Regions from separate parts of the Homo sapiens genome. Here region 2 is linked to region 1. A link is an interaction called in ENCODE POLR2A ChIA-PET data of the cell type or tissue named here. Cell type or tissue: GM12878. All regions are shown on one strand. Links, peaks and the distances in the headings refer to the core of each region. The heading gives the core; the rest is flanking DNA. Region 1 has its middle 31 kb from the start of PHC1. Region 2 overlaps AICDA (activation induced cytidine deaminase).

Region 1 (2,916 bases), core at 246-2,745:
CAAGATCGCGCTACTACACTCCAGCTTGGGCAACAGAGTGAGACTTCGTCTTAAAAAAAGAAAAAAAAGAAAAAGAAAACCAATTCCCACACATTCTCATTTATAAGTGGGAGCTAAATGGTAAGAACTTATGAACACAAAGAAGGGAAAAACAGACACTGGAGTCTACTCGACGGAGGATAGTAGGAGGAGGGAGAGGAGCAGAAAAGATAACTATTGGGTACTGGGCTTAATACCTAGGTGATGAAATAATCTGTACAACCAACCCCCGCGACACGTGTTTACCTATGTAACAAACCTGCACAGGTAGCCCCAAACCTCAAATAAAAGTTAAAAAAAAGGAAAATAGTTAAAAAAAAACAAAACAAAAAAAAACAAAAAATAAAAAAAAGAATTTCAAAAGAAAGTCAATCCAGAATCATAAACAAAAGCCTTGAACAGATCCTTTTTCATCAGAGGATATCCAACCACAATGAGATACCACTTCACACACACTAAGATGGCTAGAATTCAAAAAACAGGGCCAGGTGTGGTGGGTCACGCCTGTAATCCCAGCACTTTGGGAGGCCAAGGCAGGCAGATAACTTGAGGCCAGGAGTTCAAGACCAGCCTGATTAACATGGCGAAACCCTGCCTCTACTAAACATACAAAAATTAGCCAGGCGTGTTGGCGGGCGCCTGTAGTCTCAGCTACTGGGGAGGCTGAGGCGGGAGAATCGCTTGAACCTGGGAGGCAGAGGTTGCAGTGAGCCAAGATCGTGCCACTGCACTCCAGCCTGGGTGACAGAATGAGACTCTGTCTCAAAAATTAAAAATAAAAATAAAAAACAGGCCAGGTATGGTGGCTCAACCTATAATCCCAGCACTTTGGGAGGCCGAGGTGGGCAGATCACCTGAGGTCAGGAGTTTGAGACCAGCCTGACCAACATGGTGAAACACCGTCTCTAGTAAAAATACAAAAATTAGCCAGGCGTGGTGGTGGGCACCTGTAATCCCAGCTACTTGGGAGGCTGAGGCAGGAGAATCTCTTGAACCTGGGAGGTGGAGGTTGCAGTGAGCCAAGATCGTGCCATTGCACTCCAGCCTGGGCAACAAGAGTGAAACTCCATCTCAAAAAAAAAGAGAGAGAGAGAAGAAGAAGAAGGAAATACTTTCCAGGGACTTCCGGTTACTTTTTGTAGGCTGGAATTCTGCCACATGGCCAAACCTAACTGCAAGCGATTCTGAGAAGGTGACGATTTTAGTTGGGCACGTGGCTGCTCCAAATAAAATTGTACTTTTTGTCAGTGATAAAGAGAATAGATAATGGGGTGTGGTGGTGGGGAGTTGGAAGCACCCAGCACAGGGTCCAGCTTTCCAGAGATCTTACACTCTGATGGGGGAGATGGGAGGGTCAACAGAAAACAGGAACCCAGCTTGGTAAATCCTCCGCTGGAATCACAGGTGCTGTAGGAGCAAAGAGCTCTTAAGGAAGCCTTGCCAGAGTAGGAAACACACCTTGGAGGCCATTCCTTGAAGGACCAGTGGAAGTCCTCCAAGCAGAAGAGAGAAAAGCTTTTCAAGCATGATAGAAAGCATCTTTGAAAGTTATCGGAGATTTTAGTGGAAATTGGGAACCAAATGTTCCGTGTTCCTGAAGTGTGAGGGTCAAAGGCCGAAGATGGAGCTGGCGGGGAGGGGGCAGGAAGAAAATAGTCATGAAAGTCTGCTATGCCATGAACAGGAATAGAACTTTACCCCTAACAGCCCCTGAAGGGTTTTAAGCAAATGAATGTCATAATCAGATTAGGATTTTATTTTTTAAAAAGAATGAGATTGGGTCTTGCTATGTTGTCCAGGCTGGTCTTGAACTTCTGGGCTCAAGTGATCCTCCTTCCTCAACTTCCCAAAGTGCTGGGACTACAGGTGGGAGCCACTGCACCTGGCCCAGATTTTAAATAGCTGGCAGTACATCACCTGACACAATTCTAAGGGTTAGTTGAATAGAGGCAGCCTTGTGTATAGAGAATATGTAAAATAAAATAATAGACATAGGGGTGGAGGAATGTTCTGACATAGAAGGGGCAGCAACTGGGTTTTTGCAACAGTCTGGATGAGATATGATAAATATTTCAACAGGGCTACAGGAAGAAGGATAGAAAGTTCTCTGTGCTCCAAATGTGACATATTTTGCTTATTAAGGTAGGATTCTTAGAAAGAAAAAAAAGTAGGATTCTTTTCTGATACTGGTTCCTTTCCACTTCCTACCAAATCCTTGATGAAGGCGGGGATTCAAGGGGGAGGTAGGAGAAGGGAAAGCCTTCAAGAGGCCATTGTTATGGGAAGAAATATTGGTGAGATCCTGGGTTCTGAAGTCCCTTCTCTTCCTTTGCTGTTGAAATGTTGGCACTCCCTTTCAGTCTCTCCTCTTCTCATTTCCTGTTCCCTAGCTAGTCCTCAACACTCTTGGCTTCTCACTACTTATTTGCTGCTAACTGCCAGTCTTTATCTTCAGATTTCTTTCTTTAATGGTTGACATGACCCTTTATATCCCACTATCTCAACATCTTCACCATCAGGACTTACACATTCTCAAACTTTTTTCTTTTTTTTTTTTGAGACAGAGTCTCGCTCTGTCGCCCAGGCTGGAGTGCAGTGGCGCAATCTCGGCTCACTGCAAGCTCCACCTCCCAGGTTCACGCCATTCTCCTGCCTCAGCCTCCCGAGTAGCTGGGACTACAGGCACCCACCACCACACCCAGCTAATTTTTTGTATTTTTAGTACAGACGGGGTTTCACCGTGTTAGCCAGGATGGTCTCGATCTCCTGACCTCGTGATCCACCCGCCTCGGCCTCCCAAAGTGCTGTGATTACAGGTGTGAGCCACCACACCCAGCCACTCAAACTTAATGTAGTAAACTGAACACACTATTTTCT
Region 2 (2,916 bases), core at 323-2,822, 270 kb after region 1:
TAATCCCAGCACTCTGGGAGGCTGAGGTGGGTGGATCGCTTGAGCCCTGGAGTTCAAGACCAGCCTGAGCAACATGGCAAAACGCTGTTTCTATAACAAAAATTAGCCGGGCATGGTGGCATGTGCCTGTGGTCCCAGCTACTAGGGGGCTGAGGCAGGAGAATCGTTGGAGCCCAGGAGGTCAAGGCTGCACTGAGCAGTGCTTGCGCCACTGCACTCCAGCCTGGGTGACAGGACCAGACCTTGCCTCAAAAAAATAAGAAGAAAAATTAAAAATAAATGGAAACAACTACAAAGAGCTGTTGTCCTAGATGAGCTACTTAGTTAGGCTGATATTTTGGTATTTAACTTTTAAAGTCAGGGTCTGTCACCTGCACTACATTATTAAAATATCAATTCTCAATGTATATCCACACAAAGACTGGTACGTGAATGTTCATAGTACCTTTATTCACAAAACCCCAAAGTAGAGACTATCCAAATATCCATCAACAAGTGAACAAATAAACAAAATGTGCTATATCCATGCAATGGAATACCACCCTGCAGTACAAAGAAGCTACTTGGGGATGAATCCCAAAGTCATGACGCTAAATGAAAGAGTCAGACATGAAGGAGGAGATAATGTATGCCATACGAAATTCTAGAAAATGAAAGTAACTTATAGTTACAGAAAGCAAATCAGGGCAGGCATAGAGGCTCACACCTGTAATCCCAGCACTTTGAGAGGCCACGTGGGAAGATTGCTAGAACTCAGGAGTTCAAGACCAGCCTGGGCAACACAGTGAAACTCCATTCTCCACAAAAATGGGAAAAAAAGAAAGCAAATCAGTGGTTGTCCTGTGGGGAGGGGAAGGACTGCAAAGAGGGAAGAAGCTCTGGTGGGGTGAGGGTGGTGATTCAGGTTCTGTATCCTGACTGTGGTAGCAGTTTGGGGTGTTTACATCCAAAAATATTCGTAGAATTATGCATCTTAAATGGGTGGAGTTTACTGTATGTAAATTATACCTCAATGTAAGAAAAAATAATGTGTAAGAAAACTTTCAATTCTCTTGCCAGCAAACGTTATTCAAATTCCTGAGCCCTTTACTTCGCAAATTCTCTGCACTTCTGCCCCGTACCATTAGGTGACAGCACTAGCTCCACAAATTGGATAAATGCATTTCTGGAAAAGACTAGGGACAAAATCCAGGCATCACTTGTGCTTTCATATCAACCATGCTGTACAGCTTGTGTTGCTGTCTGCAGCTGCAATGGGGACTCTTGATTTCTTTAAGGAAACTTGGGTTACCAGAGTATTTCCACAAATGCTATTCAAATTAGTGCTTATGATATGCAAGACACTGTGCTAGGAGCCAGAAAACAAAGAGGAGGAGAAATCAGTCATTATGTGGGAACAACATAGCAAGATATTTAGATCATTTTGACTAGTTAAAAAAGCAGCAGAGTACAAAATCACACATGCAATCAGTATAATCCAAATCATGTAAATATGTGCCTGTAGAAAGACTAGAGGAATAAACACAAGAATCTTAACAGTCATTGTCATTAGACACTAAGTCTAATTATTATTATTAGACACTATGATATTTGAGATTTAAAAAATCTTTAATATTTTAAAATTTAGAGCTCTTCTATTTTTCCATAGTATTCAAGTTTGACAATGATCAAGTATTACTCTTTCTTTTTTTTTTTTTTTTTTTTTTTTTGAGATGGAGTTTTGGTCTTGTTGCCCATGCTGGAGTGGAATGGCATGACCATAGCTCACTGCAACCTCCACCTCCTGGGTTCAAGCAAAGCTGTCGCCTCAGCCTCCCGGGTAGATGGGATTACAGGCGCCCACCACCACACTCGGCTAATGTTTGTATTTTTAGTAGAGATGGGGTTTCACCATGTTGGCCAGGCTGGTCTCAAACTCCTGACCTCAGAGGATCCACCTGCCTCAGCCTCCCAAAGTGCTGGGATTACAGATGTAGGCCACTGCGCCCGGCCAAGTATTGCTCTTATACATTAAAAAACAGGTGTGAGCCACTGCGCCCAGCCAGGTATTGCTCTTATACATTAAAAAATAGGCCGGTGCAGTGGCTCACGCCTGTAATCCCAGCACTTTGGGAAGCCAAGGCGGGCAGAACACCCGAGGTCAGGAGTCCAAGGCCAGCCTGGCCAAGATGGTGAAACCCCGTCTCTATTAAAAATACAAACATTACCTGGGCATGATGGTGGGCGCCTGTAATCCCAGCTACTCAGGAGGCTGAGGCAGGAGGATCCGCGGAGCCTGGCAGATCTGCCTGAGCCTGGGAGGTTGAGGCTACAGTAAGCCAAGATCATGCCAGTATACTTCAGCCTGGGCGACAAAGTGAGACCGTAACAAAAAAAAAAAAATTTAAAAAAAGAAATTTAGATCAAGATCCAACTGTAAAAAGTGGCCTAAACACCACATTAAAGAGTTTGGAGTTTATTCTGCAGGCAGAAGAGAACCATCAGGGGGTCTTCAGCATGGGAATGGCATGGTGCACCTGGTTTTTGTGAGATCATGGTGGTGACAGTGTGGGGAATGTTATTTTGGAGGGACTGGAGGCAGACAGACCGGTTAAAAGGCCAGCACAACAGATAAGGAGGAAGAAGATGAGGGCTTGGACCGAAGCAGAGAAGAGCAAACAGGGAAGGTACAAATTCAAGAAATATTGGGGGGTTTGAATCAACACATTTAGATGATTAATTAAATATGAGGACTGAGGAATAAGAAATGAGTCAAGGATGGTTCCAGGCTGCTAGGCTGCTTACCTGAGGTGGCAAAGTCGGGAGGAGTGGCAGTTTAGGACAGGGGGCAGTTGAGGAATATTGTTTTGATCATTTTGAGTTTGAGGTACAAGTTGGACACTTAGGTAAAGACTGGAGGGGAAATCTGAATATACA

The links. ChIA-PET counts read pairs that join two places held together with the same protein. Peaks named below come from ENCODE experiments on the same cell type or tissue, not always from the same donor. Only the 100,000 strongest peaks of a DNase experiment are listed, where the experiment ranks them.
Region 2: POLR2A ChIA-PET joins it to region 1 with 9 read pairs; 2 of 35 experiments call an interaction of 5 or more read pairs at or near these places.

The regions. Positions count from the first base shown.
Region 1 is chr12:8,881,691-8,884,606 of GRCh38, reverse strand. It overlaps a transcript of A2ML1 not described here. Among named protein-coding and RNA genes, the nearest start is that of PHC1, 31 kb to the left of the region's middle. In GM12878, for the core only: no CTCF peak of the experiment used is centred there; no DNase peak of the experiment used is centred there.
Region 2 is chr12:8,607,382-8,610,297 of GRCh38, reverse strand. All of the region lies in intron 1 of AICDA (activation induced cytidine deaminase), which reads left to right. Among named protein-coding and RNA genes, the nearest start is that of AICDA, 4.0 kb to the left of the region's middle. In GM12878, for the core only: a CTCF peak has its summit at 1,124; no DNase peak of the experiment used is centred there; H3K4me3 peaks cover 974 bases; H3K27ac peaks cover 1,070 bases.